2 separate regions of the Homo sapiens genome follow, and region 1 is linked to region 2. A link is a contact called in ENCODE Hi-C or POLR2A ChIA-PET data. All regions are on one chromosome and are shown on one strand. Each heading gives the region's core, a stretch centred on a gene start or an enhancer-like site at or near the end of the contact. The rest is flanking DNA. Distances are from core to core; before and after follow the strand shown.

Region 1 (5,645 bases), core at 831-3,330, 38 kb after region 2:
TCTCATCACAATTCCAAGTGACTCATGCAGCACCTGGCACATAGATAATGCTGAATGAATGTATGCTTATTTGGATTCGATGATCTCAATTTACAAAGATGAACTTACTGTAAGGTGTGAATGACTGATAACTATCCCTTAATTCTTCCGAGTACAGTATTTGCATTTTAAAACAATCTGCTGATGGTTTGGTGAAAAAGATGTGGTGAAATTTCTTTTCACCAAATTAGCTGGTAGAAATTTGTAAGACACAAAAGTATTCTGGGACAAGAGAGTGTTTCCAAAAGTGCCTCAAATCCACACACGGGGCCGGGCATGGTGGCTTACACCTGTAATCCCAGCACTTTGCCAGGCCGAGGCAGGTGGATCACTTGAGCCTACAAGTTCAACATCAACCTGGGCAACATGGAGAAACTTTGTCTCTACAAAAAATACAAAAATTAGCCAAGTGTGGTGACGTGCACCTCAGCTACTTGGGAGGCTGAGGTGGGAGGACAGATTGAGCCCGGGAGGCCGAGGCTGCAGCAAACCATGATTACATCACTGTACTCCAAGCTGGGCAACAGAGTAAACCCTGTCTCAAAAAAAGAAAACGAAACAGAAAAAAAAACAAATCCACACACGGTACTGGTAGCACAGGCGTACACCTGGTGGGCATTGTGTTCTACGTCAATGCCACACTGTAACCACTAGAGGGAGCTCCAAGCTCCCTCTCCACCACCTCCATTTGCTGCCAGAGGACGGGACAGTTGGTTTGTAAGGTTATTTGACTGGGCCAGGGGACTGCACATTAAAGCCTTTCTCTTTGCATCATCCCTTAGGATTCTCTCTTCTCCAAATGCTCTCTAGCTTGGAAGTGGGTCGTCCCAGTTAGGCTTGGAGAGGCTGGATGAGGTTAGCCTTAGAATAAAATAACTTTGCCTTCTCTCCTCACCCCCACCTTTCCAGCGGGTCAGGAGTCAGGGCTGGGCTCAGGGATGCAGGACCAAGAAGCTACTCTGTTGACTTTTAGGGCTGTGGGCTGCTCGGGCCTGCCCTCAGCCTAAGGACAAAGAAGCCCTCACGGGGACCAACATCACCAGAAAGGGGTTTGTGCTCAAACCCTAGCCTGGCCTCATCCACCAGCATGTGCCCTGGCACCTGTTATGGGTAGCTGGGAAGGAAGAAAATCAGTTTCCAGGATGCTAGGTCTGGCCATTTCCATCCTACATATCATATCTGTCTTATCACAACACACCACTCCCGCTGCACCAGAGGGGTCTGCATACCCTACTGCCTAGCCTCTCTGGTCCCAAGGGAATGGTCCTCCCCTCCATTCCATTTCTCCCTCCCTTTCCTTCAAGAAAGCAAGCTCCCATCCCCTACAGCAGCAGCTCTCAGATGCAGTCCTTGCACTAGCAGCATCAGCATGAACCTGTCAGAAATGTGAACCTTCAGACCCTACCTCAGACCTGCAAGTGGGAACCCTACATTCTAAAACTCCAGGCTGGGGCCCAGCAACCTACCTTTTTACTCCAAGTGATTCTGATGCAGCTAAAGTGTGAAAGTCACTGCCCTACAGAGTGGAGAGGTGCTGTCTCACCCTAAACTAACTGTGCCTGATCTCAAAGTCAGCATTTGCCAACTACCAGAATACTTGGGCTGTGCAAAGTCGTCCCTGGAGAGGCCAAAATAATCTAATCATAATCAAATAGCAGCTAACATCTAACAGTCTATTCCATGCCACCAGGCATGATACACAGCACTTCATACACTTCTTCCTCACAATAATCCTGAGGCAGATGCAATTATCAACCCCATTCTACAGTTCATCAGGGTTGAGAGACAGTGAATAACTCGACCAAAGTTGCACAGCTGACAGGTGGTGGGGACAGGGTGTGCACAGAGATCTACCCGGTTCTGAAGTCCCAGTTCTAAACCTCAATACCTCAGGTTTCCCAAGTGATGGGTTAAGGTGGGGAGATGGGCTTCATGTGGCTTCTTTGATCTCCCTTTGCTCCTAGTTTACACTGGGCCTTTGAGCTACTTTCCTGATCCTGCTCCCGCAGCTGGCTAGTGGCCAATCCCAGGCCTGAGCCCTCCCCACCTCTGCTTTTCCAGGAGCAAGATCATTGAGTCATCCACACTTCTCAGTCTCCCCTGGCTGCACCTCCAGCCCAGCCTGGACAGGTCACAGTGAACCTCTAGGAAGCAGGGATGAGCTCTGAGAAGCCCAACCTCTAGCCCATCGCACCGCTTACTTACCCCCCATGCCCTAAGCTATTTCAGTCTGCATGAGAGCAGTCTGCAGAGCACTGGCTGTGGTCACAGGATGACCTGCTCAGTCAAAGCTAACATAAAGTGTGGTTATTGCTGTGCCTTCATCTGCAGCATGTGACTGTCAGTTTGAGGCTTTGACCACTACCCATCCAAATGATTTGACTGTCCCAGGGGACCGTAAGAGACACACACACACACACACACACCCCCCCCCCCCAAGAGGTATCTGATGAACTCACACCCTCCTGAGCAAAAACACCAGAGCCTCCTCCCGCCCTTCCCACGTGGCTTTGAACAGCTTTCCCTAGCTTCCGCGCACCTGGTTTGCTTTCGTGTTGCCGGGTTTCCTGAGGGCTCGCAGGGCTACTGCTTGGGGTTTCCCTGTAGGAAGACGAGGCCCGGAGAGTCACCGCTCCCTTCCCAGTGCAGATTTTTGTAAGATCCATGTCTGAAAAGAAAAGGTCCAAAATTGAAGACTGAATCCAAGACTCCTGAAGGATTAAAGGACAGTTGGTTAGCAAATTGTTACAGCCGGGGAATGAGATGAACCTGGTTACAGCCATGCGAAGTCTTTGAACACCTGTGGTCAATGAAATTAATCTGTGGGTGGTGGAGAGGGGCAAGTTTTCAGAGGTTTACTGTGCATCATGAAGTTAGGGGAACATGGCGGCAATGGTGAGTTCTGAGTAAATGGATGAGTTATACTATCAGCTGAAAACATTTCAAAATGAAAGCAGGTTTATTCCTTTTATTAAATGAAGTTTAGGTTGATGAGCAGACTTCTGACCAGTTAGTAAGGCACAGTTCAAGAAAGAGTTTATGAAAGATGTTTCAAGCTTCCAGACCATACTTCTCATTGAAGACCAGGCTGGCAACTACGGAAGTGGGGGCGGTGGGGGGGGTGGGGGCGGGTGGTCCCATGGAGAACAACTACCCCTTTGCAGTTTTCCAGTGGGAAAAGGAAAAGCAAATCTCCTTGGATCAGCAAGTCAAGACTCCCAAAATGCTGAGACAGAAGGATATGCTGCCTGGCGAGAAAGCTCACGAGTGACAGTCTCACTTTCCAAACATAACAAAGAAAACTCACAGCAACAAAAACGACTCAGAAGGCTAAATCCTTCAATGAGCAGTGTCCACCGAGCCTCAGCTGTCTTCACAGGGTCCTGGCGTCTCCTACAGTTTCACTAGGGCCTAATAACAGACCCAGGTCAACTTTTAGAGTTTCCTTGAGAAAGATTTCAAAATACGCTTCAAAAGATCTGAATGCCATCCTGCAGGAAATCAGTCACGGAGGCAGGGAACCAGGGCAGACCACACAGTTCTGGGAGGCACACGCAGAGTGTTTCTTTATGTGCAGCTGAGCTATGCAGAACGCCACAGTTTTGTTTTGTTTTCAAATTGCTCACAGCCTAGATCCCTGACCTAAAATTGTCACAGTTAGGATTACAGGTTGACATTCAGGGTGTGTGTCTGGGCAGGATGTGAGTTCAAACATCCAGCTCATCCCCATTCCCCTCCGAGGGCAGAGAGAAGCAAAGCCTCTTCTTTCCTTTCCTTCCACGCCAGCAGCCCCCTGCCAACAACTCAGGGAGAATGATCATTAGCGTTAGACAAGAGAATGGACCTGCCTCGTCAGCACCTCTTGTATTGAACGCAATGCACGAAACGCACAATGTGTCAGGGCAAGCATCAGCCTTGGAGAGCATCTGACTTATCCAACTCTATCAAGAGGCTAAGCGACTGATGTCACCAAACTATTGGGAAAACTGGTTCATAGTCACTTCAAAAGGATGAGAGGCACACTGATGGATGCAGCCCATCCATAGGTTCCTGGACACACAGCCCAGTTACTTCTGAAAGCGCCATTGGATAAAGTACTGTGTAGGCCTCATGTGTCCCCACTTTGTACAGAAGGAAGCGATGAGCCAGAGCTGACATCTGAACTGTACTCCCCCACCCTCTGGAGGGGAGAGGCAGGAAGTGGCTGCAGGTAAAACTGGGGAAGGCAAAGGGGATGCTCTGGGATGGCCCGGTGAGCATCAGAGGCGAATCTAGGTTGGGCACCTAAGGGCAGCTGCTTCAAATTCAGCTAAGTTCAGAGGTTCTCTGTGAGACCAGGTTAATTCTCAGGGAGACTGCAGTTTTTGCTAAAGTACTGGGGGCTGGAAACCTCTAGGGAGAGCCTAGGATGTCCATGCACCGCAGACCCATCCCAAAGGGAAAGCTGAGCCTCTGGACTGACCCTTCTCCTAAAGAAAAGAGGGGCAAGGCCTCTGTCCTCAGTTCCTCCCCACATTCGCTGGCTCTCAGGAAAACGCACACAGACATTCACATACACAGAGGAAGTAAGGAAGCAAGCTGAGGAAGTGAGACGGAATGCCTCCTAAACATGCAACGATTCAGCTCAAAGTGCGTGTTAGAAGAAAAGAAGAAAGGAAAACCATGCCATGATCCGCTCACAGTTAGAGAAAATCGACCGACCCAAGGAGATACCTGTAGGGAGAACTAGGCCTGAGGCGTTTTTCACTGTCTTCACAGGAATGATTTTAACAGCAGAAATAGAGCGTGCGCGTAAAGGGTCGGCAGTTGCTGAAAACACAAAAGGGTAAATGGTGCATCCAGAAAGAACATTTGGGAAACACTCAGGCAGTTGAGGAACTGGGCAGGGACAATAGGAGGAAGTCGCCCACACAACAAGAACAATACAAAGGGCAGTAGATGCAGTAATTAAAAATAACCTGCTTTCTCTCTTTAGAGTTCTAGGCCAAGACAACAGACCCCTCCCCTCTAACTATCACCCAAATACAGCTGGTCAGTGTTGACCGGTGCCTCCTACCACACCAGGAGCTTGCCAAAGCTCTGGACAAAGATTTACAGAGGCACACAGATGGCCTGGCAAACAGAAGAAGGGGAGAGCACTCAGGGTCCACAGGGCCTCTTGGGAGAAGGCTGGGGAGTGGGTTCCGAGGAGGAGGGCTGTGGCCCATGGGCTCCAGATGAGTGGAAGAACGAAGGAACAAGATCGTGAGTTGTCTGGTCCCTTCAGCCATCAGAGCTACTTCCCCCATAGCATAACTTCCGGGGTCTTGTGCCTGCTCCGATAATTGTAGCCCTCTGGCCCCAAGCAAATCAAAGCCCCCATCTGTTAAACGGCAGATGGCCTTGCTCAAACCCACCCTTTCCTGGTCAGGAGGTGCCAAGTGTCCAAGTGCATATGTAGTCTCTGGGCAGCACCCAAGTGCACAGCCCAGGACCCCAATGCCCAGCTGAGCTAAGGCAGAGCAGGAATGCCTGCCTGGGACGTGGTGAAGGCTACCGCTCGAACATCCTGGGTGCTCAAACTTATCTATCTGCAGGGTCTCTGGGCTCCCTGCCTGCCCAGATTC
Region 2 (5,628 bases), core at 759-3,258:
AGGATCAAGAAATCCAGAGACTCTCTTGAAATGGTTTAAAAAAAAAAAAAAAAAAACCTCAAAACCAAAAACCCTGTGATTATTTTAAATGATCTAGCTCAAATGTTTCCATCACTTGTAAGAAGCCTTGATCTAATTGAATACATCAGTGATCTATGCCCGGATATGTCATCTAGGCAGGAGTGGGGGCGTGAGATGGAATTTACCCTATTTTTAAAAGATCTCCAGGGAGGATGTCTTTTTAGAAACTTGTGTTAAAGTCTAATCATCTTTGCTATTAATTTTTTTATATCCAACCTAATTTTTTCCTTTTTATTCTTTAAGACTATTTCTTCCTTTCGGTCTCTGAAAATAAAAAAATAGTAAGGTTTGCTTCTAAATTATATGTGATAAGTTATCATGACATCCCTTACTGTTTATGCCTCTATGCAAAATAAATCCAGTTCCCCATATGCTGGACTTGATGCATGCCAAAAATCAGACGTGATCGTCAGCAGGGGTTGCTAGGTATGGTGGCTGATGACACAGGAGCTCTGGCTGTGCGGCCATGAAACCCTGTCTTTGGACCAACAGCCAAGCTGACTGTGGAAGCTGTGGGTGCTGCCTGTGGCAGGCCTAAGGCAGTCTTCCAGTCTGATGGGAGCCACTGTTCCTCTCCACAGGATTTCTTCAAGTGGGCCTTCCTTTGCCTGTGTCCGTGGGATACTGTGCCTTCTGCATGCTCTGTGCTTGTTGCCTTGAAGGAAACTCTTATCTTACGAGTTTGGCTGGGTTTGCAAGTCTAAATAAAGCACAAATCGAAAATTGCAACTAGTCAAAATTACTCTGAAAAAACTCCCTAACTCAACTCAGTCAGTTGTTTCTTCACCAATGCTTTTGTGTGGTAATCAGTATCATGAGACAGAAAGACTGCGCTCTCTACACCAAATAGACTCTTCTTGGCCTTGAGGAAGACACTGATCAGAATTAAATTATCAGCTTTTAGTTCTGTAAGTCTGGGTTTGTTTGGTAGACCTTTCTTTTCATTCAAAATAGGCCCCAGGTATGAAATGGTTGGAAACCAATTACTGGGGCATATGAGAGACCAAAAATGGCCTATGGTATTTTAACTGTATCCAACACATCCCAGTGTGTCATCTCATATATGACTGATCAGTAAGAGTTTGGTGAATGATTGAATGAACAACTTTACCAATGATGAGAAGGGCTGAGAGGGATGGTCTGCTGAGCAGATTAGAGTAGAGAAGCATCAAGATGGTGGCACTGGCATTCATCCCTAAGAAAGAACTCTGGCTCCACAGTCCAAAGCCTTCATCATCGCTGTTTTCCAGGTATTGCTGAGGGCCCACTGTGTGCCGGCAAGGTTTTCTGTGGCGTTCTGGACACACGCTCTCACAACTGCCCCCACACTGGACTCAGTCAGCTGAAGTGACCTTGCTGAACTCTCTGCCAGATGGGAACTTCTGAGGATGGGGTACATGTCCTATTCATGGCATTACTTCCAACGACAGTGCCTGGCACACAGCAAGTGTTCAATACTACTTGAATGAATGAAGTTCAGAGCACTCAACATCTCATCCTAGAACAGTATTTAACAAAACTTCCTCCTCCATACCGTATCTATTCACCCTCATCTGGATTACTCATCCAAAGATCAGATAATCCCTGCTATTAGGATAATTCTCAAGATGTTGCCCCTAACTCACATTTTAGAAACTTCCTTGACATTTAGACTTTTTCCCCAGAAATAATATTTCTTAGACACAAATGTGACTGTCTTCCCCAGCAGGTACAAATTCCTATCCAGCTCTTTCATTAAATGTTTTCCAGCTTAGCTAAAACCCTTATTTTCAAGAAATGTCATCTCCCACTATGACTGAATCTTATACCTGGATACCTCTTTAGGAATTCCCTACCAAAGAGAGATACCCTGAGGGCCCATGAAAAGAGTTAGTTGCAGGCATGAGAACTGGGTAATTTTCCTGTTGACGGTTACAGATCTACCTCCTGCCCACCCGCTATAATGACTCAGCTTCCCTGAGTCACTGCTCAACCACCAGCATCAGGTGACCACCTCAGGTACAAAGCCTTGGGTAGTTGGGTAAAGGCAGCTTTGACCAGAGCCCCACATGTTCAAAACATTGTAACTAAGCTAACACTGGCTACCCCGTTAATCATGTAAACCCTAGGGGAATAGGACTAAAATACCATCTGGATAGACTCCGGTGATACAGTCAGCAAGGAGTGAGACACCACCACAAAACACAAGGTTAGAGGGAAGCAAATGACTGGGAAACAGCCCTTAGCCACCAGGAAAAACCCCAAGGTAAAAAAGAAAGTAGCAGCACCAGTACGGAGAGGCACACAATTTTCCTTTAATTACCTTCAGATTTAGGACTAGGAGTAGATGCAGGAAACTGGTAGGTGGGAGTGTAAGGATTGTCCTCTGTAGCAGAGAAAAGCAGTGGATTTTGAAACTATCCACCAGGAAGTAGAGGAAGTGACAAATCCCAATTGACTCTTTCGAATGACTGATTACCTATTTTAGTGTTATTAAAGCACACAGGCATCACACTTAAAAATAGATTAATGAATTAGAAAGGATTTAGTTATTTTAACATAGCACATCATGCAAATGAGTGAAATAAAATTTTCACCAGCCAAAAATGACTATGAAAATAAAATCTAAAAGCCCAAATCTTATGCCTACAATGGAACTATAAGAATTAATTTAAAGCTCGGACAACAGATATGCTGTCTAAGTTTATGGTACCTTCGGAAGTTTGCTGGATTTCAGGAAGTTCAGGGAATTTGTACGTAGGGAAATAAGGGTTTTCTTCAGGAGTGTCTAGGCAGAGGAGCAGGTTTGGGAGAGAGAATAGAGGAAGATACAAATGGAGAGAATAAACGAGTAGGAATCCACATACAATTTAGGCTCCTTGAATTCTGGAACATACTAAGCTTCACTAGTGATATGAAAGAAATTCAAACTGCTTTTAAAAATCCAGTCCTTTTGCCTGAATTACCGAGACACATAGAAAGAGACAATACCATTACTCTTCTTGGACAAAGAATTGCCATGAACAGGCTCCAATGGGCAAGAAACATTTAACATAAAGCATCAGGTTTTTACTTTTGATAGGCAAGAAATATTAAGTATGATAATAAATAGTATGTAATAAACATGCTATCCTAACATGATTTTTTTAAATCAAAGCTTGTATTGTGGACATTCAGCAAACAAGTAGATCATTAATTTTTCAAATACCTCTGCCTACCATTAAGGCAGGTAGTTTTGTTTAGCACCTACAATTTAGATTAAGAACTATAACATGAGAACACCAAAGCTGCCTGTGGGGCAAAATTACATATTTTGCACATTTACATGCATTAATGTCTCTGCAGTTAGGCTTCCAAAGCTGGGTCTAAAGGTGAGAGTCACAGATTGCAAGACGAAATGGGCAGTGACTTCAGGAAGTGATGAGTGGAGATGACCCCATCTGATCACAGAAATCCAAGCATTTAGTTTCACCACTGTGACCACGCTCATCCACCCAACCACAGCGGATTTACTCTTCATTGGAAATGCTAAACGCCTCAATATTTAGAGCACTTCGATATTTAGAAACAGTTTGAACAGGGGCACACCCAGGTTCACTTTGAACCCAGCAGGAGTTAATTAACAGTGATGTTAGCTGGCATCCGCAGCTCATCAGAGAGATTGCACTTAGGTGGGAACACTGACCAGAACACTTTCTCTTTGCCTTCATGTGTCATCCATGACAGGCAGCCAGACTGGATGTGGGTAAGGGGAAGGGCAGGATGCTCTGCCTGTGGGAGAAGTGGTACCCTTCCCACAGTGCAGCTGCATCCCGCCTATCAGCTGACTGGCGGCACAGGCAGCGATGGGAGCCGGTGGGGTCATGTCCTGCCCAAGCACTGGCCTGCGGTTCTCCATGCTGGGTCACCTGCTGATAGCCCAGCCGGCATCTGATTTGGAAGTGCTGCTCTTTCAGCTTGAGCGGGCTTTGGTGTGTCAGCTCCTGACTGACTCTCAGGGCTACCTGCCAAGGGCTGGCTCTCAGCTGGGGCAGATTATTGTTCGTATTAACACAGCCTGAGAGGCGTACTATGCATTCTACTTCACAAGGCCAAATGTGTTCTCCTTTAGACCTGTGACATTCTCCGGAGGAAAGGAAGCAGAACAAACACAGAAAGGTACATGATTGGTCCAAGGTTACCCGAGTGCTTGGGGGACTCAATCCAGGTGAGAACATTTTTTTTTTTTTTTGAGACAGAGTTTCACTCTTGTTGCCCAAGCTGGAGTGCAATGGCGCAATCTTGGCTCACCGCAACCTCCGCCTCCCGGGTTCAAGTGATTCTCCTGCCTCAGCCTCCAAGTAGCTGGGATTACAGGCATGTGGCACCACGCCCAGCTAATTTTGTATTTTTAGTAGAGATGGGGTTTCTCCACATTGGTCAGGCTGGTCTCGAACTCCTAACTTCAGGTGATCCACCCGCCTCAGCCTCCCAAAGTCCTGGGATTACAGGCTTGAGCCACCGCGCCCGGCCAGAGAACAGTGTTCTTAATTCCCAGTTCAGTGCATTCTCAACTCACTCTGCCCACAAGGCAGTCATGGGCTGACACAGGGAGATGTACCTAAAGCTGGAAGCAGGTGGGTGATGGAGCTGCTCACATCCCAGGCAGACAGATGCTGGAGCACAGGCAGAGTGCTGGGCTCAGCCTGCTGCATTCCACATCTGGGAGGAAGGATTTGAGAGCAGATCTCAAATTCCACCTCTGAGGCAGGCACACAAGTGCTTCCTCCCTCCTGTGCTCTGAAGGTGCATGGCTGGGCTCAGGCAGACCAGTACCTAATGAGGTCCAACTGCAGGACCCAGTCTTCTGGCATCCTAGCAAAGTGAGTTCAGGCCCACAAAACGTGTATTGGCACATAGCACAGCACAGCTTCTACAAATGAAAATCAGTACCTCTGTTCAGTTTGTGGATCTGTTTAAACATAGTCTTGTACCAGTCTTTTGATCTCTCAGTGTTCTGTAGAAAAACAAAGGCAAAGAGCAAAATTAAATGACTATCTTGACACATTTCAGACCTCCTATGATTTCAAAATCAAAATGGAAAGTAACAATATCTGAATTCAAAACTCAGCCACATTTATCTTTTTTAAAAAGGCAAAACTTTTTAGAAAGAGAAAAACCAAGAGTCCCAAACCTCAATCTACAGGGTAATATTTGGCTGAAAGGATACAGATTTTGAAAACAGTGGATGAGGATACACTTGAAAGGTATCCATTTTTAAATTTTTAAAATTTCACTTTTAGATAGAATCTCTCCATATATAGACTGTGCCAAACTGAAGGAAAGTCTCCTAGAAATATAAGAGACAAAGGATATTTGCTTATCATGCTGTGCCCCCAACCATTCTAGATTATTCAACAGCAATGTATCCGAGTCACCTTGCATAGGGCCAGATTTAGAATGCATACATTAAAACATAACTCGTTATAGCATCCACTGCCAGAGTTTTCACCCTAACCACAAAGTTGGAATGGTTGGGCTTTTTTTTTAAGATAAAAATAAAACAAGGAAGGTGACAGATAGGTGGCT

What was found. A loop is a pair of places that touch in the nucleus more often than their neighbours do. ChIA-PET counts read pairs that join two places held with the same protein, here RNA polymerase II (POLR2A). Pooled maps may share reads with other maps.
Region 1: a map of K562 shows a loop between it and region 2 (2.0-fold over the local background). The contact joins two enhancer-like sites. A Hi-C loop is called at or near these places in 8 of 168 maps with a recorded cell type or tissue (K562, aorta, ascending aorta and 4 more), 7 of 37 single-sample maps with no recorded cell type and 5 of 50 pooled maps. POLR2A ChIA-PET finds 5 or more read pairs at or near these places in 12 of 52 experiments (CD4-positive, alpha-beta T cell, GM12878, H1 and 9 more).

What each region holds. Positions count from the first base shown.
Region 1 is chr10:95,429,870-95,435,514 of GRCh38, forward strand. SORBS1 (sorbin and SH3 domain containing 1) reads right to left here. Exons shown (of 33, transcript NM_001034954.3): 5 at 4,753-4,848; 6 at 2,579-2,707. Among named protein-coding and RNA genes, the nearest start is that of SORBS1, 130 kb to the right of the region's middle. RefSeq lists enhancers at 401-490, 602-1,102. Within about 2 kb of position 2,081, at least 8 of the 41 ENCODE cell types and tissues checked have a DNase peak (open chromatin) inside an H3K27ac peak, as active enhancers do; they include ascending aorta, where a contact is called at or near this core.
Region 2 is chr10:95,392,228-95,397,855 of GRCh38, forward strand. SORBS1 (sorbin and SH3 domain containing 1) reads right to left here. Exons shown (of 33, transcript NM_001034954.3): 13 at 4,993-5,056; 14 at 2,774-2,848; 15 at 2,384-2,446. Among named protein-coding and RNA genes, the nearest start is that of PDLIM1, 100 kb to the left of the region's middle. Within about 2 kb of position 2,009, at least 7 of the 41 ENCODE cell types and tissues checked have a DNase peak (open chromatin) inside an H3K27ac peak, as active enhancers do; they include ascending aorta, where a contact is called at or near this core.